4 separate regions of the Mus musculus genome follow, and regions 1, 3 and 4 are each linked to region 2. The links are chromatin loops, found by intact Hi-C in ENCODE. Cell type or tissue: left cerebral cortex. All regions are shown on one strand. Region 1 overlaps Sh3gl2 (SH3-domain GRB2-like 2). Region 2 holds the start of Sh3gl2 (SH3-domain GRB2-like 2). Region 3 overlaps Sh3gl2 (SH3-domain GRB2-like 2). Region 4 overlaps Sh3gl2 (SH3-domain GRB2-like 2).

Evidence for each region. Peaks named below come from ENCODE experiments on the same cell type or tissue, not always from the same donor. Only the 100,000 strongest peaks of a DNase experiment are listed, where the experiment ranks them.
Region 1: it touches region 2 in a loop (10-fold over the local background); 5 of 42 quality-filtered maps call a loop at or near these places.
Region 3: a loop joins it to region 2, with 3 times the contacts of the local background. A loop is called at or near these places in 3 of 42 quality-filtered maps.
Region 4: it touches region 2 in a loop (2.3-fold over the local background); 5 of 42 quality-filtered maps call a loop at or near these places.

Annotation. Positions count from the first base shown.
Region 1 is chr4:85,322,778-85,327,777 of GRCm38, forward strand. All of the region lies in intron 1 of Sh3gl2 (SH3-domain GRB2-like 2), which reads left to right. Among named protein-coding and RNA genes, the nearest start is that of Sh3gl2, 120 kb to the left of the region's middle. In left cerebral cortex, no CTCF peak of the experiment used is centred here; DNase peaks (open chromatin) are centred at 2,348, 2,855 and 3,476; H3K27ac peaks cover 2,990 bases.
Region 2 is chr4:85,202,137-85,207,136 of GRCm38, forward strand. Sh3gl2 (SH3-domain GRB2-like 2) reads left to right here and starts at 3,320. Exons shown (of 9, transcript NM_019535.2): 1 at 3,320-3,485. The coding sequence starts at 3,441. In left cerebral cortex, a CTCF peak has its summit at 3,011; DNase peaks (open chromatin) are centred at 2,487, 3,291, 3,903 and 4,761; H3K4me3 peaks cover 2,277 bases; H3K27ac peaks cover 2,284 bases.
Region 3 is chr4:85,372,779-85,377,778 of GRCm38, forward strand. Sh3gl2 (SH3-domain GRB2-like 2) reads left to right here. Exons shown (of 9, transcript NM_019535.2): 4 at 3,563-3,706; 5 at 4,616-4,749. Among named protein-coding and RNA genes, the nearest start is that of Sh3gl2, 170 kb to the left of the region's middle. In left cerebral cortex, no CTCF peak of the experiment used is centred here; a DNase peak (open chromatin) is centred at 2,222.
Region 4 is chr4:85,253,684-85,258,683 of GRCm38, forward strand. The region is part of intron 1 of Sh3gl2 (SH3-domain GRB2-like 2); the gene reads left to right. Among named protein-coding and RNA genes, the nearest start is that of Sh3gl2, 51 kb to the left of the region's middle. In left cerebral cortex, no CTCF peak of the experiment used is centred here; DNase peaks (open chromatin) are centred at 2,277 and 4,938; H3K27ac peaks cover 330 bases.

The sequences.
Region 1 (5,000 bases), 120 kb after region 2:
CAAGAAGGATGTGCAGGGCCTGGAAGAAGCCATTTTATTCTCTAGAGTTTCATAAGGAGAAACTTCAGTGCAGTCTGCCATGGCCCAGATGAGCTAACTGGTGGATTGAGAAACCTCATACTGAAGTCGTTGTTTTTAATCACTGAGTAGAGAGGTTCTGCCAGAGCCTGTCCAACACAGATGTAGATGCTTGCAGCCAACCATCGAACTGAGCACAGGAACCCCAATGGAGGAGTTAGAGAAAGGACTGAAAGAGCTGAAGGGGTTTGCAACCCCATAGGAAGAACAACAATATCAGAGCTCCCAGGGACTAACCCACCAACCAAAGAATACACATGGAGGGACCCATGGCTCCAGCTGAATATGTAGCAGAGGATAGCCTTTTTGCACATCAATGGGAGGGGAGGCCCTTGGTCCTGTGAAGGCTTGATGTTCCAGTGTTGGGGAATGCCAGGCCAGTGAGACTGGAGTGGGTGAGTGGGGGAGCACCCTCATAGAAGCAGGGGGGCGTTGGATAGGGGGCTACCTGAAACCAGGAAGGGGGATAACCTTTGAAATGTAAATAAATAAAATAACCAATAAAAATGAATAAAAAGAAAGAAAGGAAAAAAAAAACCTCATAATGTCACCTGTGGATGGATTTTAGGTGGCAACACTCTCTGAAAATCTGAGCCGTTTTTTAAAATTTTGACATTTTCCTTTACCCAGTGTACTGACAAAGCTGAAAAGGATAGGTTGTCATCTAGCTCTTAAGCACGGTTAGAAGCCAGTGTTTATTTTCGTTCAAAAATCTGCTTCAGGAAGCCCTTCTCTGTGAGCTTTCACGAGGTTTGCTGCCCTTTCAGTGCTGGATCATCAGGCATGACATCATTATTAAAGCCTTCAGTAAAGATGTTTTACCAAGTTCCTAAACCCAGCCGTGAAAACCTGTTTCTCATTGGCATGTTCATGAAACCAAACACGTATGATTTGTATCTAGACACAGACGCAGATTTGTGATATTCCTCAGCAGAGCGTAAGGCCCTGGGTATTAGCCTGTTTCCAGTACGGTATCTGATGTCCTAACACGTAATGGGCCATCTGTGCATTTATCCATGGTGCTTAAAGATCCACCAGGCAGCACCATTAAGAGCTTACACATCGAGACTAACATGGGAATGCAAAGAATTCATGTAAGGGAAAGGGACATTTGCATGAGTATAAATTCATATGTGTATAGAGACCAGCTCCTGATGTTAGTCAGGGTGTAGTTGTTTTTAAAACAGTACAATGGAGGATGGATTCAATGAGGCTCCCGGTTTCAGTCTGAGCTCAGTTAGCTCCATTTGTTGGATCTTCCCAAACCAAAGGGGATGCTGGGTCAGAACTGTTCATCTCATGCTATCTGAAAAATAGAGAGAGACCCAGAGAAGCCAGAGGCAAGAAGTGTCCTTCAAAGGCACACCCCTCTGGGACCTTCTTTCTATTAGGCTCCACTTCTAGGAGTTTCCATTATTTTCCAGTGATGTCATCAAGTTACAGGTCTACCAATAGATTTATTAACTGACTAAGTCAGAGTCATTCATTCATGATTTAATTTTCAGTGGATGCATCTCTTAACTGGGAGGCCAGGCCTTCACAGTCCTTTCCCGAGGACACTTACAAACTGTAATAAACCACATTTGCGCATAGCCACACATAGACATATACACATTAATGTTATTTTTTTTTAACCAGCTGAACTGTTATTAATTAATTTAACAAATATTGATTGAGCTTCTAGTATGTTCTAGATACTGTGGAAGGACAGTGGATGCAGAGAGGAATAAGACTATGCATCTTGTTTACAAGTGGCTTTCTGACTCAGGAGGGAGATTGAAATACAAAGCATTGACATCAGATCCAGGGCGTTGCTAAGTGTACTGTGTGTGCTTTGGGACCTCAGAGGAAGAAGCAAAGTGCCAACTCCTAAAAATTGGAGGCAGGGGGATCATACAGCTTATGCAGCTAAGTCTCCGAGTCTCTGAACAAAACCTTTCCAATATACCTCTTCCTTTCAATGAAAATATTTTCTATTTTAGACACTTTTGCATGTAATTACAGACTTTTTTCTTATGTTAACTGAAGTCAGTTCTCTACCAATCTCCCTCTGAATTTCTTCAGTGCAGTCCCGAGAGGAGTCTAATTCCTACTCAACCACATCCCTACTCAGTTCTGAGAGCATCTTGTTCCCTGCCTTTCCAAGTCACCTCTCCAGATCTCTGTGGACCTCGGTTGCCTCCTTTCTAGCGTGTGACACTTAGTGGAAGTCTACCTGCCTTCTTTGAGGAGCCAGATGCACAGCATCTGCTGAGGATTCATGGCTCTTCCAGAGGCTGACAGGATGTAGAAGGGAGATAACATGGCAGAGAAACAGGCAGTGATTGCTGGACACTACCTATTTCTGAGACGGTAAAATTCATGAAGCTATGTGAAGCAAGCACAGTATGCAATGATAGCTATCAATGTGTTGGTCTTTTTAGTGGTACTACTTAAAGATGTATTTCCTTTATTCTGTAGGATGCTATACCTAGGATCTTCTCAAATTTAAGATTCTGTTCAAAACCTGTGTATCCTACATATTTAATGAATTTTAGTGCAGGGTGGTGATCACAGGCCTGTAAACACATATTTTTGTGTATTTTGTGTATTTTCCTGCTATTGCTTAGACTGGGCTCTTGCAAAACACAACTGAGTTTCTAGGTGAACTCCATGCTTCTAAGCAGAACACTCTAAGTTCCAACTGATACTTTCGTAGCTGAATATTCTGCATCTCCAGATGGTCGTGGTAAGACTTTAGCATTTGCCATATGGGGAAGCAGTAAACACGTTCAGCAGAAAGCAGAGGCAGAATCCAGCGCGCTGCTTTTGCAGCCCTGGCTTATGTCCTTCCACACTCACAGGGAGCAGGAGCTTCTTGCTGTGACTTAGAAGCACCCTGTCCTATTGCCAGCAGCAGACGAACTGCAGTAGAGAGGAGATGCTGTTTATTGATCAGACACACCACTGGGGTCAGGCCTGGAAGGATGTGTGAAATACTATGTGGCAGCATTTATTACATTTACAGGGGAGTTCCTAAGCTCCATTTCTCAGTCTTCTTATCTAATAGTATAGGATAATGAGGTTTAATTAGTCTGGGAGAGGCTCAGATGGTTCTGCATTAAGAAACACGGCTGTAGGGAGCGAGCAGCATCCTTTTTGCCTATGGCCTGATATACATTATTTCTCCCATCCTTCTATCCTTCCATCCACTAACTTTGATGGGTCAACTTTATACCAGCAAATAAATGGGGGTGTCAGAAGGATGGGACATACTGTTCTTATCTTAAAGAATCTTCACTTAGCTCTCTGCTTTAGTAAGCACAGATACATGACCTTGAGGATTATTTTCATATTCCTTGAGTATACCAGGAACAGTGGAATGGAGCTAGTCATTAGTCACGAAAATGCAGCACATCTTCCCACAGGCAGCAAGTGTTGCTTTGTCATCTCTCCACAGCCCCCAGTAGTACTTCTTTCTAACTTGGTTTAAAAAAAAAAGAAAAGAAACTGTAGCTTCTAAAACATAAATCCCTGTATGCATGATTCAGTTATTTCTAGATTGTTCCTAGAAATTCTTCCCAGGCCTAAGTCTAGTCAGTGTTTTCTTTTCCTTTCTTTCTTTCTTTCTTTCTTTCTTTCTTTCTTTCTTTCTTTCTTTCTTTCTTTCTTTCTTTCTTTCTTTCTTTCTTTCTTTCTTTTTTTTGTGATCTGCCAAGGTCAAGGCAGCTCATAAATATGAGGAAGGAACAGCATCATAACTTTATCTGTATATTTAGATGTTTCAATGCCCCTGTGGTTATTCATATTTAAAGTACTGTGCTCTGTGAAGGTGAAGGCTCCTCCCCATGTTTCAGTATTTATTCTGCTTCTGACTGAGAGGATTATGCATCTGTATGAGACATGGTGCGATGTTTCACTTCACTGTGGCTTCCGTGCACCTTCCTTTGATAACAGAGTCCTTTTAATTTCTATTTTGTTGTTGCAGAGATCCTCATCTGTTGTTGAGTATCTTGTTCATAAACTTAGTAACCATCAGTGGGAAAGCTGTATTTTATCAGCAGAAGAAATGGGTTCTTATCTGTCTTCAATTTGAAGATTGAAATCGTTGTACCACTTCTTGGCACATATACACAAAAATATTGACTTGGTACTAAGGTGATGGTGCAGAGACTGCCCTGGAAGTGAATTGTGTGCTCTTCTTCCTCTTAGGGAATGTGATGGAGATTGGAAGCCTGACACTAGTTCCTGGCTTGCTTTGAACACATAGGCTACATCAAGGTGGGGAATACGGAAAGTCCACCCACTCCTCTCTGGATCTTTCTGCCATGTGCTTGGGCTTGTGGTCTCTCTGCAGCCCTGTGCACTGCAGTTTGTCAAGATGACTGCTTGGCTTTTCATTTTGATCTTGGCCTTTCAAGCATAGACGCTAACTCCCCTATCTAGTCCTGGAAACGAGCACTGTCAAGGCCACATCTAAGGTTTTCATGGGACTTGATATTTCAGGTTCTCTTAAACGCTGACACCATTGCACACACTAGCAAAATTTTGCTGAAAGGACCCAGATATAGCTCTCTCTTGTGAGACTATGCCGGGGCCTAGCAAATACAGAAGTGGATGATCACAGTCAGCTATTGGATGGGTCACAGGGCCCCCAATGCAGGAGCTAGAGATATTACCCAAGTAGCTAAAGGGAACTACAACCCTATAGGTGGAACAACAATATGAACTAACCAGTACCCCGAAGCTCTTGTCTCTAGCTGCATATGCATCAAAAGATGGCCTAGTCGGCCATCACTGCAAAGAGAGGCCCTTTGGACTTGCAAACTTTATATGTCCCAGTACAGGGGAACGCCAGGGCCAAAAGGGGGGAGTGAGTGGGTAGGGGATTGGGGGGGGGTGGGTATGGGGGACTTTGGGGATAGCATTGGAAATGTAAAGGA
Region 2 (5,000 bases):
CTGAAGCTCAGAAAATGGGGAAAGGGCAAGAAAGGAAGAGGATGGGGAAAGGCTTCAAAGCCAAGGAAATGGAGGGGGCAGTCAGATAGGAATGTTGGGGCATCAGGAGATCAATATCATGCAGGTCAGGCATCCTTGGACTGGTGTGAGTCACTCACTTGGCTGTCTCATCTTCTCATCTTTCTTCTGTGACTAGGCTAATAGGGCTTAGGTAGGGAGACACCCATTGTGCTTTGGAGAGATGAAGGCTGAATTACAGGAATAAGACTTTCACGTTTTACCTCCAAGGGACCAGGCAGATATGTACCTTGCTATGTAGCTTTTGGGGGAAATTCTGGAAGCAGAGTTATGAAGGTGGCCTTGGCCTTGATTTCCCATTTCTAGGAAGCTGTTGCTAGCCCTGCCACTCCGGGCAAGCACTCGTGCTCCTAGATCGCATCCACAAGCACACCACTCACAGGGCTATGTGGCTAAGGGTGTTAAGCCTGTGACTTAAGTGGTACCAGTGACAGGGCTATGCATTCACTCGGTCATCTCTGTCTACACTTAGCACCGACACAGCTGTCCTGCGTTTAGCTAGAGGCCGTAGTAGAAAAAGAGTGACTCACTGCCCTGTGTCACCTCGAATTTCTCAGCTGTAAGATCTGAAGCTAGGACTGAACGCCTTGGCCTTGTTGTGATTCACATGCTCACTGAGCTGCACATGAATTCTGGAGCAGTTTACCCTTGTGCTGGCCAGAGACTGTGAACACGGTCAGTGGGGAGAAAGATGGAAGTGGGAGCTTTCCATCTGCCTCTCTCCTGGGATCTATATCACCATGAAAGGTAACTAGGGATGCATCAGCCCTGTGCACACTAGCAGACTGGTATTTCCTGGAAGCTTTGCCATAATGCAGAGAGAAGTAGTGCATAAATGATGTGAGGAAATTATTGCTGACCATGAATTTACTGCCCAATTAGTGAGGTGGTGCTGTGTAGGGGATTCGCATAATTGGGCCTTTCTTGAGCTGATCCGGGTTTATTTACCATTTTCCCAGTGATTTTTATCTCGGGAGACGAAAGGGTAAAATGTTGAGTTCGTCAAAGGCCTTCCTTACTGACCTCTGATTCTAACCACAGCCGCCTACGCTGTGCTTTGAGACTTAGTTACAGATCCTTTGCAGTGGAAGAATTCCCATGTGAGAGCCGTTGAGCACCAAGCACACTTTCCTTCTACATTCAAGTTAGAATATATGCACATAAAACAGTGGCTTTGAATCATTGGCCTGGAAATACTTGGGCAGTGCTTCTCAACCTGTAGGTTGCCACCCCTTTTGGGATCAAATGGCCCTTTCACAGGGGTTGCCTATGACCATCAGAGAACACAGATATTTATATAATGATTCATCTCAGTAGCAAAATTACAGTTATGAAGCAGCAAAGAAAAGAATTTTATGGTTAGGGGCACCACAACACGAGGAACTGTATTAAAGGATTGCAGCATTAGGGGGGTTGAGACTGGCTGACCTTGGGGTTCAAGGGCCAATTTACATGTGTGGGCATCTTCCTGCACCATCCCCTCACACCCCTTTCTCTGATGCCTTCCAAAAGTAGCTGCTCAACACCTCTCTTCTGGGGCAACACCCCAAAGGTTTTCATAGCTAACAGTTGAGGCTTAAATAGAATCCCTGACTTAGATGAGACCTAGGTGAGAGCAATAGGTTCAAAGCGCTTTGAAGTTTTCTATGCAGAACCCAACGTGGTTCCTCTGATCTTTAGCAGCATACGCTATGAAGGTAAGTAGTCAAAGAGACAAGGAAAGGCGGGGACTAGCTTTGCTTTAAGATTTTAAGGTTAAGGCAAGTGCTCAAAGTTTCCGAGGAGCCTCTTCAGGTCCCCATTTCACTTCTTTCATGTGTTGAGACCAAAGTTGCAAATTTCAGACCACATCATAGATTTGTGGCAGAGAGAAGCGAACCCTGTGGCCCTGATACCAAAAGGTGAATTATTAAGAATTAGCATGTCCCTCCTGCCTAAATCCTCTAACCAATGTTTATCCCAATGCCTCCACGGTAGTTTAGAAATTAGAAAGTACCACAGATTGGAAGGTCTGGGCAGCAGCAAGGACCACAAGACTACAGACCCCTTCCTTCCTTTTGCTTTGCTTTGCAGACTGGAAGGGTATGCTCACTGCTCACTGCTCCGATATTCTGTTGTGCTGTGATTCACAGTAGCAAGGGTGAGTGGTACCCAGCCCGTGTCTAGAATCCCCTTGCACCTGCTCTTCCGTTCATCTTTACTCAAGCTGCAGAAGTCTACTGGCTTCCTTTACACCAGGCAGTAGAGGGGGGGGGGGCGGGAGGGGAACTGTATTTCTAGGAACCCAATCCAGGTCCTGTTGATTCTTTCCACATTCTCCGTAATTACTCTCCTCTTGGCGGCTCATCACTTTGATCCACACATGCAGGTGTGGCCTGCATCTGAGACTCTCCCACAAGCTCTTCCATACAAGACAAACTTGAAGTGGCTGCTCATAAGAGCACAGATTTCTGGTGCTGCTCTGGGCCCTTCACCCAGTCCCATCCACCCTTTGTCCCTATGTGGTGTTTGTATAACTTACTGCCTTTCCTTTCCTCATTATATAAAAATGTTAGAACGAAAAAAAAAAAGAAAGAAAAAAATGTCCATGATAATTGTGTGAATGCCAAGTTCGCATTCGTTTTTTTTTTCTTTTGAAAATAGAAGATTAAATGTTATTACTCATATCAATATATGCTATAGCTCATATCAATTCCATTCCAGTATCCCAGTCAAACTGTAGGGACCTCTCTTCATCTTAAGTAGTTAAGTTGTACTAGAACAGGAAAAAAAAAGTTGATAGATTTCCCTAAGGTGAAACAAGCTTAAGGGATATTAAAATCGAGGCAGAGAAATGTTTTCGGTGGCCAATCATGCGGGAAGGCAGGGCATGAAATGAGCAATAACTTATTCATGATCCAGATAAGCCGCCACCCTGCTTTTCAACCACAGGGAGGCCAGGCTCAAAGGGCAAGGGCAGTGCGCAGGCAGCACCACTGCGGCTACCTGGGAGCTGGGTCACCTGAGTCTAGACTGCCCAAAGGCGGTGATCCCTTTGCCAGGGCCACGAACGAACGACTCCCACAGCTGAAGACAGCCCAGGCTTCGGACCGTGGAGGGACTTTCGCCCCCGCACAGTGCGGGGGTTCCTCGCGCTCACCTGCCTCGGCTTGCGCCCTGGGCGGGGCTTCCCGCGTCCCCTTTAAGAGGCCGCATCACCCGCCCTGACGTCAGGGTGTCTCTCCGCACAAGCCCGCGTCCCGCGCCGCGCCCCCGCGCCAGCAGCTCCCGCGGTCGCACGACCAGCGGCGGCCCGGCGACCCCAGCCGCCTCTCCGCATCTGCATCTGCATCTGCCGGCCGCGCAGCCTCCCGCATCCCATCATGTCGGTGGCAGGGCTGAAGAAGCAGTTCCACAAAGCCACTCAGGTAGGGCGCGTGCAGGTGCGCCATGGGCCGCCCCGCAGACCGACAGACAGACGGCGTCCTCCCCTGCAACCCCTCCCTGTTCTGATCTGGTCCCCGCGGGGCGCTGCGCGGCAGCCTGGCTCCATAACCCGGCTCCCTGTCTCCGATCGGTGCTCGCTCCGCGAGTCTCCTCCCTGGCCGCTGCATCCCTGCTTCCTCTTCCCACTCCGAGTCCCTGTGGTCCCTGCCACTCTAGCACTCAGACCTCAGTTCCCTTCCCCTGGCATCTCTGCTCTCTGTCCCCGCTGTCTCGGTTCGCCGCCCACCGGGTTCCCAGGCAGTTAGTCCCTGCACGGCAGCTCTCAGGCTCTGCACGGAGGGTGCCGCGCAGGTGCTTGGCGGCGCGGCGGGAGATTATGTAAAGTCGCCTCGGTGCGGTGACCTTGCGGTGTGGTGTGCCCCACTGTCCTGGGATGTGCTGGCTGGAGCGAGGTTCGCTCTGGAGGCTGCGGAGGTGCCCGCGCTCTGCGCTTGCTCCAGGCTTTGCGCTCCCAGGCCTTCTCAGAACCCCTCCTTCCCAGGCCTCCCCAGGCTCCCAGCATGGGAGAATGTGGTTCCCCTAAGGAGCATGCATGCATTAACTTTTTTCCCTGGAGAACTCCTTGGTGAAGCTTATTTGAGGCCATGGTTTGATCAGTGGTCTGCAAGTCTTTAAAGTTCTCCCACGGGTTTTACTGCGGAGGCAGTTGTTAAAAACTTGAAAATCACTGTTTACTAGATGTGCCAAATTTTCTGTGTGGGGTAAGCTGAGATTAAAATTTAATCCAGACCCACATAATTTAAATCTCATTGGGCCCAACTCAGTGATTTTACAAAGAGAAAATGTCCAAAAATACTTACGATGTGACCCATTTCTTACATAATGTGTGGAGTTACAACCCTTTTATTCATTTGGAACAGGTTAAATTTTAAGATATATTTAACAAGAAACGACTTTATTGATAAACCGTAAAATACTTTTTGCGTAACCATTTAGCTTTAAAGATCCTTATCCTAAGCTAACCTTAATTGTGTGGCTTCTGTAATTTCTTGTTTTTTAAAAACATTACTTTTATCTTTTTTTACAATCCAGCCACTCCCTTCCCTCTGGGTCCCCCCTCCCACAGTTCCTCATCCCATTTCTCCCTCCTGTCTCCAAGAGGATGTCACGCACACCAGGTCTTCCCACTCCCAGGAATCTCAAGTCTCTCGCACATCTTCTTCCACTGAGGCCAGACCAGGCAGTCCTCCTCTGCTATACATGAGTCTCATTACCGAGTTCACAGCCTCAGTACTATTGCAAAAGGCATAGGGAAAAGGTGAAGACTGCATTCCTCAAGTTTGCTTAAATTAAGGTGCAGGATGACATTCACCCCTGAGCATCATCTCTGTCACCATAGACTTAGCATCATCAAATGAGTTCTGTTGGGAACTAATTTAGGGAGACAGGAAACAGTCATTTTAGGAAGTGCTTCTAACTACATATATATTTGGTTT
Region 3 (5,000 bases), 170 kb after region 2:
AACTTTTTTATTCTGGAGACACAGCTATTTGCTCTAGGAAATTCTCTTGAACTTAGAAAGCAATTTCCCTTTTTCATTTCTTCAATATTCAGCTTATTTAGCTGTTTCATTTCCTATACTAATAATGATTCTGTATTTTTTCCTAATTTTTCATATCTTTTTGCTTATTTTTTTATTTTCATTTTTCTTCTTGTGAGATATGAGTTTCTGTGGTTTGGTTATTTATTTTTTTTTAGTTTATGTTGTATTTAAGTTCAGATTAGAACATTTCTTAGAGTTCCTTTCTCTGCATTTTGTGGATAAAATATGTTGGACACCTGAAGGTGTTAATGATAATGTATGTTGCACTCCCTGAATTGTGTTTCTTGTGATTCCTTTGGCTTGGTTTTGTTATTGTCGTGCTGTTGTTGGGTTCTAGTGTTCCTTTACAGGTCTTTTTCTGGACTCTTGTGATCGTGGCCATCTTTTCTATGTCTGTATATAAAGAAAGGCTCTGTGAGTATAGAAGACAGGTAGATCACCTCCAGTGACCCTCTTCCAAGGTGGTCAGCCTTTGGTTGAAGCATCAGATGCATCTCGTATGGTTAGATACCCCTCTGGTTATCTTGCTTTCTGTTTTCTCCAGAGAATAATCTACCCCCTCAACCCACACTCATACACACACACACACACACACACACACACACACACACACGCACACACCATTCAGAAGCTACAGATTTGGTTGTCAGGCTCTTTGGTGAAAATGGAGAATATGGGATCATATATTAGCCATCTTTGCATGATTATAATGATATACTAGACACTGACCACCTGTAAAGCAAAAAGACATTTGTTTAGGTCAGAGTCCATGATCACATATGCTCCATTCGATTGACCTATAAAGACAGAAGAGGATGGTAACATGCTGTGGTAGGACTGTGTATTGGGATGAACGGCCATATCAAGCCACATAAGGAGACTGAGTGAACACAATAGTACCATACGAGGGACCAAACCCTTAACATTTGGTGGACACAACCCATATTCAAACCATGCCAACTCATGAGAACATGTTCTGACTGTTACTCAGCATGATCAGCTATTGTCTTAAAAGAAATCTACTGGATTCCTTCTCCCTCTTTCTTCCATCTAGAGAATCAAGGCTCTGTGTTCATTCTCTGGTACACCTTAGAAAGCTCTCCTTCACATGAACATGTGAGCAATCTTTTTTTTTTTCAAAACCATTGCCAGAGGGCTGCCCATTGTGTTGTGGCTGCAGCCATTGTGCTAACACTTACTATACACACTGACTTATGCTGCCCTTTGCTGAGAGACACACAGACCACTCTAGCATGTTTGCTTTCATAGCTCAGGAGAGAGAATGATGTTAGAGATCTCTTTATTCACTAAGCCCAGAGGAGGATGGTGGGGAAGTTAGGATGTTTACGTAGTTTGAAGGAGAGGCGACTCCTTCTTAGGGAAGTAAGAGTTTGGGATTCCTGACTCATGCATAATTTGGTGAAGCAACTAAGCAAAGATGGCATTATAGGACTTTGAATGTTTCCTATTTATGTTTCCTAGGTTCATTGTCAGTTTTTTAGAGAGCTATTTGGAAAATAATTTTAAAACAATCATGCGACCATTTGAAGATAAGCAGTTAAGCAATCAATGATGTTTTTCAAGGACACAGACATTTTATCAATCTAAGATTCTTAAAAATGTAATGAGTCCACAAGTGAATATAAAAGAGAATTTCTTCAAACCTGTGGGTATACATGTTTTTACATTATTTGAAGAAATAAAATCTTATGGCTTTCTTCCCTTTTCTAAAGATGTGGAATGTATCAATATGCCCTTAAGTGATGAATAAAATAATAAAGCTCTCTATAATTTAACAAGATTCAAAAAGGATTTGAAAATCACCCACAATATATCATGTTATGAAAATCAGATCGTAATAAAACCAAAACATAGTCATAAATCAATAACCAGTGTTTGTAAAAGGCATTCATCATGGGCAAGGCAGGATTGGAGAGGTGTGAGTTACTGTGGTTCTCTGGTGTCCACATCTCTTCTCTCCTTCTGTTCATCCGGTCCTCATTTTCTGGTACCCTCTTGTTTCCTTTGTATGTATGATGTTGCTTCTGCTCTTCTATGTCGGGCTGTCTAGTGTCTGGTGCTAGCATTGACATAGTACTTACCAGTTGTAGCTATTTAACTGACTCCTTACTCTGTGTGGGCGCTGTGTGGCAGGAGCTCTCTCCTGGACCTCAGCCATGGCTGTCTGTGGGAAAGACTATGCAGGTCTACTCCAGGTAATAGGTAATTATGAAGCACTTCCTCAAATCTAACATGTATGAAATTTTTTTCTACAAAAGCTTGAAGTGAATAAAAGGTAAATTTTGTCTTTGTTGCGGTCACCACCAGCTTTGTGTGTGATACTAACGCCACTTGCTGCTGAATACTATATGGTTCAAGGCTCAATTATGCTTCCCTATGGATATTTTCCCTTACAGTGCTTCACCCTGTAGGCCTTGTTTCTGTGACTCATTGGAGTCTCCTGTCCTGGCATTGAATATAAACACTTCAATCTAATTGCTCTCATGACAGATTCTGCCTTCAGCTTATTATAAACTTTGTGAATGGGGATAATTTTTCTCATTTTTACTCTATCTTGGAGGCCCAAAGTTTAAATAAAAGCCTATTTAAACTGTGTGTTTAAGATCAAATACTAGTCTCCACGTGCTAGAAGGTATTTTTACTTTCAGCTGAGATTTCCTCAAGGGTTTTCCTGCAGCTGGCATTGTGGGCTCAGTCCCAGGTTAGCGTGTAATCAACTCTGATAATGAATCGGGGACACCTAGGATCAGTCAGATCATAGTCTTCAGTAATGTGTTACTAAAATGACTTCTTCCACTAAAGTGGGTGGGAGTAACTCTTTAGGCACCTCTTGAAAACAAACAAACAAACAAACAAAAACAAAGAACAAAATGAGAAGAGGAATCGAGAGGTAATCTTTGACAAACAAACTCAATCTTCAGCCGAGATGTTTAAGAGATGTAGTTAGATATTTTAATAAATATAGCATTTTATTCTTAGTTTAGAGATGACTTTGAGAATAGTTTATTTTACACATGTTGTAAAGGAAACAAGACCCAGGCCCACGAGTTCACCACCGTTTCTTAGTTTAATCCACATACTCCTAGAGTTGAGATATGAAACAGGAATAAAACTGGAAGATGAGGATATGGTCAGGTATTTCTAGGATGCAGTGTACAAGCCCCAGAGTCTCTGCCCTGTTTCAGGCAGGAGGATGTGGGGACAGCACCCAAACCATGCTGCTGCCCCGTGAAGACCTGTATTTGGCCTTGCAGTATAATTCTACTTGGAGTTGAAGTTTAGAGTTGATGTATATTCAGTTGCCCACATATTGTACCCAAGGGCTGTAGGCCCAGTGAAGGTGCAGCTTTAGGAGCCGAGTAGATGTCTGGGCTGATTGGAGCTTGGTTCTCCAGCCAGCCCAGTTCCCATTATGAATAGTGATGCTATCTCCTAAAGGCTGTTCTCCCTTTGTCTCCAGCTTCCAGGGCTAAGCTCAGTATGATCAACACCATGTCGAAAATCCGCGGCCAAGAGAAGGGGCCAGGCTACCCTCAGGCGGAAGCACTGCTGGCAGAGGCCATGCTCAAGTTCGGCAGGGAGCTGGGTGATGATTGCAACTTTGGTAAGTAGCCTTGGCCATACTGCAGGTCTCCAAGGAGGTTGTGGTGCTGATTAAAAAACAAAACAAAACAACAAAGCAAAACCCACTAACAACAGCAAACTCGAGATCATCAGTCAGCCTGCTTATATTTTAATTCTCACTTGTAGATGTTATATATGGGGGATGAAATGTGATTTTAGGACTGCCAGTGTTTAAAGTGATTTGTCTACGCAGCTTTTGTCCTTTTCCTCTAATGGGACCCCAGCCTTGACAACAGTTCCGGCAGACATGCCCAGATGCCTTGGCACTTTCCTGGGTGTATCTGGCAGGAGCTGCGTATTAAAGCAGATCGAGCAGTCACAATCAGCGTGAATTCCTACACTGGCACCTGGGCTCTCTAGGATTAATCCACTGCTCATTTGTTTGGGATCCCTGATTCTGTTGCTCCAGGCAAAATAGAATTTATTCTATCTCCTCTCTTGCCTGGCTCTCAGGACCCTAAGCACCTTCTGCCTTCAAGCACCTTCTGCCTTCACTCCTATTGACATGGGACCTCTCTAGTCCCTTTTTCCTCAGTTTTTAGTATCTGCTTCTGCTAAAAGCATTGAGCTGCAACTGATCTCATATTAATGAGAACTAGTGCCTATCACAGAGAACAGAGAGCCTTGCAAAATAGTATTCAGAGTAAAATATCCAGTTCCTGGTAAGGAGGGATACTCCTCCTTTTAAAGGGTCCATGGAGCCTGGTTTTCAGAATGACTGTGGTAAATAGAAAAACTTCTTTTGTCTTGAGAACACTATGGGCTTTCTTAGACTCTGTTGCTGTTATAGGACAGAGGCAATCCCTACACAGCCATCTTGAAGGCTGTTGTTGCAAAGAGTGCTTGTCTTTATTCTTCAGGGTGTGAGATCTTCATTTTCCCCTCTCAGGTCCTGCTCTCGGTGAGGTGGGAGAAGCCATGAGGGAGCTCTCGGAGGTCAAGGACTCATTGGACATGGAAGTGAAGCAGAATTTCATCGACCCCCTTCAGAATCTTCATGACAAGGATCTGAGGGAGATTCAGGTCTGTGCGATCCTTCTTCTCACACACACGCAGATTCTCATTTCCCAGACAGTCTCCCTGGGATACACAGAAGAGGGCACGTGAATTTCCTACAGCTCCATAAGATGAAAGGCACTGGAGACCAAGGGCCATCAATCCAGGATCACAGCTGCAGCCCTGCAGCTCCTGAGCAGAGCATTGGTTCCTCTGTCTTCAACTTCCTTGTTAAACAATCTTCCCACCATTTTTTTTTTCTTAAAAAAAAGCCCCTT
Region 4 (5,000 bases), 52 kb after region 2:
TTTAAAAACCTATGTAAAGAGTCTTACTGGATGTGATTGGTGTAGTGCAGTCGTAAAACAACCATTCAGTATTATTTATGGGATGTGTGTTCTTTGTCACTCATGTGTTTTATGTTAGAATCCATCAGCAGATCACCTCTCTGATATCAGGCACTCTTCTAATCGTGTGTCTGTTGCTCTTTCGACCTTCCCCCCAGCCCCAAAGCAGATGCTGGTATCGGTTGTCTCATTTAACTGATGGGACTGGCACACTGAAGAGATAAGCAGGGGCTCCTGGGCATGCAGATGATGAGGGGGCAGAACCAGGAACTGAAATCTAGCAGAGGCCTACTGCTAGTCTGAAGGATAATCATTGAATCAGAAGTCTGCAGGTGGGAAAGAAGTAGCCAAGGTGGCTTACAGGGCAGAAGTGGCGCTAGAGAAGATTGGAGTGGTGAGAAAGACTTCTCAGCAAAGACTCTGCCACACTTGCTGACTTGATGGACAAGGAGGAAGCCCAAGGATGAAGGTTGGGGCTATCTCAAGTAAGTGTGACACAGTGGTTTGAAATTCAGAGATTTGGGTTCTTGGGGTTTTCTGATCACAAAATGATTCTTATTTATGGTAAGATTGTACAACTTTTAAATATGTCAACTGAGTTTCAAGTGATCACAGGAAGCGTGATAACATTTAATTGTGTTGTTCGAATGCCTTTTTAAATTAATGTATAGAACCACAATAATCAAAGAAAAAGAGGCTGTCAGCTGGAGAGTGGGGGTGGGTAGGATGAGTTGGAGGAGGGTCCTTAGAAGGAGGGGGAAGTGATGTAATTTTATTTCAGTTAAAAACATACAACTCCCCCCTCAAAATGTTAGAGGATCTACTCTTGAAGAGGAGCCAGGGTGGGTTCCCAGTACTCATTTTCCAGAGCTCACCACTGCCTCTAACTCCAGCTCCAGGGTCCAACACCGTGCCTGGCCTCCACCTGCTTTTCACTTATGTGCACTGTCCCACACAACAGATAAACACATCAGAAGTAGAAACAAGAACAACCCCCTCAAATCTTAAAGTGGTAGTGACTTTAAACATTTAAATATCTATAGATAATTTTATAATGTATTTGTATGCTTGTTTATATAATTAATAATCTGTGAGAGGAGAACTATGACCATTTTCTTTTTCCTAAAGATAATTTTACAGTGAATGTCTTCACCCATAAAATATTCTTGTAATTTAGGAGTAGAATAATCCTAAATTTGATCATAATGCAAACAATAAAATTACTCTGGGAGATTCTGTTAATTTGTATCTCTGAAATGTATGTGACACCTTGGGTACCATTTCATCAGCAGTTTGAATGTCCTCCTGAGAATCTTTGTACACTTGAATTCACTTGCTACTTTTTGTTACACCCATAGCTGCAGCTACATGAAGCCTTTGTGTACTGTGCTCTTATTTAATTGCACTCAGTACCTGGTTCACATAGAATATTGGCAAGGAGTGTCAGGACTATAATCAGATAGGAAAGGGGAGAACATGGTCTTTGCTCCTTTACTCTGCCTAAAATCTCCCTGCCAGGGATATTTCTAGTTATTTGAGGTTCTCTACCTATGAATGGTCACAGTATAGGGACTCTGGGACTAACATGACTATTTCTCAAAAAATACTTACATGTGATACATTGTAGAGAATTAAAGCCACAGTTTGAGTAATTCCGGATGAAAACAATTTTTCCTTAAAATTATGTGGTGAACCACCTGGGACAGGTGAAGTCATGTATCTTAGAGGAGAGTCTACCACCTTCAGTCCAGTGAGGGGATTAGCGTGATCCCTAACTGCATTCTAAATATCTATCCTTGTAGTCACAGATAAGTGTAGCTTTCACGCCTCATCCAGAAATTTCTCTTTGCAACAGGAGACCATTATGAAAAACCAAACTGGTCAAAATCCAGAGAACAGGTGATCACAGGGTACCAGCCTTAGCCAACACAAGTCCTGCACCTGAGGCTCAGGGGAGATTGAGGAAGAGAGGCCCGAAAGATTTTAAGAGTCAGAGGACCAGGTGTGAAATTGTGTTTTGTAGAAATGACAAGGCAGCTTCACTCATGATACCCGAAAGTATGCTGCATAAGCAAGACATGAAGAAGAAGAACGCCAGTAGACGTACCAACCTGGAAGGGAGAAATCTTCTGTAGACAGAGAACCTCAGGCAACTAAGAAGGAGTCTTCTCCGGGGAGTAACTCCTTAACTGCTTAGTCACTAACAAGTAGTCATCCCTGCTTTCACACCCCCATAGCCACCCGCCCCCATACTGCTAAAGGGCATGAGCTGCTCGTATTGATGTGTGTGTGTGTGTGTGTGTGTGTGTGTGTGTGTGTGTGAAACATTAACGACTTAAGGAAAAGAAGGCCATGGATTCAAGGAGGAGCAAGGGAGGGGTTGGAGTAAGGAAAGAGAAGGGGGAAAATAACATAATATTTTAGTCAAAAATTTTCTGGCCATTTGGGACAAAATTGGGATGGCTTTGGCCTGGAGATCTGCCAACTGTTGCCTAAGGTTTTTACTTTGTTTTCTACTTTGCTATGTAACACTTTGACTTCCCAACCGTTAATTTTTTTTTAATACTCCATTTTGGTTCTTCATAACCAATGGACTATTTTACATAAATTCTTGAGATTATTAATTTCTTCCATCTTTTGATCTAAGATGTTAAGTTTGAATGTAAAACTGTAAAGTTGGGCAAACTACCACCGTGGTATTCTTTTGGTAACTACCACCATCTGTGTTTGTATTTCGGTATTATCTACACTCATGCCCACTTCCTGTTAACCTTTTAATGAACATACTTTATGAATTGTCTTGAAAGTGTATTGTTTAGAGATTCATTATCAGCCTGGTTACTTGCCAGGGTGACACATTAGCACAGAGCGCGTCCTCCATCTGCTTCTTCCCACAATCCCCCCCAAACAGTCATCAAGTAGGAGAATTGCAATATGCAAATAAGCCATCTGCAGCCTCCAAATGGGGCGGGGGGATAGCTTCCAGTTTTAGGCAGAAATCTGTCAGGGGTTGGTCTTAATTTCAGCAGCCTTCCTAAAAGGGGAGGGACTCTGCAGAAATAGCAGGACTGAAAATTCCCCCATGGCCAAAGGGGTATTCTAATTGGGTACCCAGGACACTTGTAACAAATCTGTTTCCACATTGCACCCTTTTCCATCTGAGATGTCTCACTTGATCCTTTTAATCCTGAATCAAAACTATAAATGGGGGTGGGGTGGACACCAAGTCGGATGTTTAGAGGAATCCTATTGGGCATTTAATATACCAATCGCCATTGTCCTGTTGCACACAGCTCTGTGGGCTCTCCTGTAACATTGGATGCTCTTGAGTGAATGAGGAGGAAGAGTTGGGTTTCATGGAAGCAACAGCCTCACAAGGCCACTCAGGCTGGGACTCAGTTTCAATGGATTCTAGTCTAGGACCCCTGTTACTGCTTTGTGGCTGAGCCAGATCAGTGGTGAAGGGTTCCAGCAAGCCATGCTCCTTTACAAATAACCCACCTCCCTGACAGTTCCTTACCTGTGGTGCTCATTGTGGAATGTGTTTGTACATTTCACATGAGATGCTGTTGACAACAACCTTGTGTGAAAGGTGGGGAGAGGGTAGGTCCATTTCATAGGGATGGAAGTAAGGAAAGAGAACAACACCTTTGCAGCGACAAAGCAGGTGGTAAGTGAGGTGTAAGTGGGCGAATCAGCATGCCATTGGAGCCCCCCTCCCCCAGCTTGGTGCTCCATTACTGTGGTCCATGACCCAGAAGACAGGGGGGCACAGGCGGGACTCTGGAAATATCTAGGGGCTGAGAAATGTGTTGGGGTGGGAAGGGAAGGAGACTGTTGACTCAGTTTCCTATTTGCGGTTTCACAGAATGTTAAGCGATAGTATTTTCAAAGTGAAAGGGAGACTGAGGTCACTCTGGAGAGCGTGTCCCAGCAAGTCTATCTTAAACTTTGATCATCCCCAGGCAACGAGAGAAAACTGTAATAAGCAGCTGTCTTGCTGCCCGAGGCCACTGAGCAGTGCAGAAGTTCTCCTGCCCCCCCCCCCCCCCCCCCAATCCCCGGCCCTGTGTTCTAGGCTTCTTCCTCTGTGTGCCTCTGCTTGAACTTTAGGGTGCTGGGGATGGGGACATGTCCTCTCGATTCTGGTAGCGCTTCCCACAGGGGCCTCTGGCCATGGAGTACAGCAGATGGCTCCTCCAGGACCCTGTTTCTTTGCTCAGCAGGTGCAGGTCTGGGATGGGTTCTGATCTCTACCTAACACCTGTTCCTTTTCTGCCTCCATATGTCATGGGACTCTCAGTCCATGTCAGTATTTTCAATTTGCTGTGGCCTCAGGTCATGTTTAGGGATGAATAGAGGGAGGTGAAGAGAGGTGGGGGCTTTATGGCCAGTGAAGATGGCCTGCAATTAGAGAGCTACTCCTACCACCATAGATGCCTCAGTGGACCTTGTCTGGCTTCAGGTGCTGCCTTCTTGGGGTGCTCTCCTTTTGTGTGTTTCCTGTCTTGTGTTTGTTCTTGCTATACTGTTAACAATACAACAGACTTTATGTTTATGGACTATTCACACGGCAGTATGGATTGATCCTCCTTTTCCTCTCATCCCCTTCCCACTTTCCTTTCTCTTTCTCCTTCTCCTTCTCCTTCCTCCTCTTCCTTCTCCTCTTCCTCCTCCTCCTCATCCTCATCCTCCTCCTCCTCCTCCTTTCAGGCAGAGGATGTAGCTCAGCAATAAAGTGCTAGTCTAGCCCCATTTTGAGCCCCAGCACTTAGGAGGGGGAGGAGCAAGAAGTAGAACAGAAATTTAATGTCGTTAAGGTATGGCTCATCCCAGCATAGCTCTGCCAGTAACCAAGGCGTGGCTCAGGACTCCTGATGCAGTTCTTAAGAAGCTCATGGGTACCTGGGATAGAGGTACGAAATGTTAGATTCTGCAGGAGTGGGGTCCGTGTTAGAGGG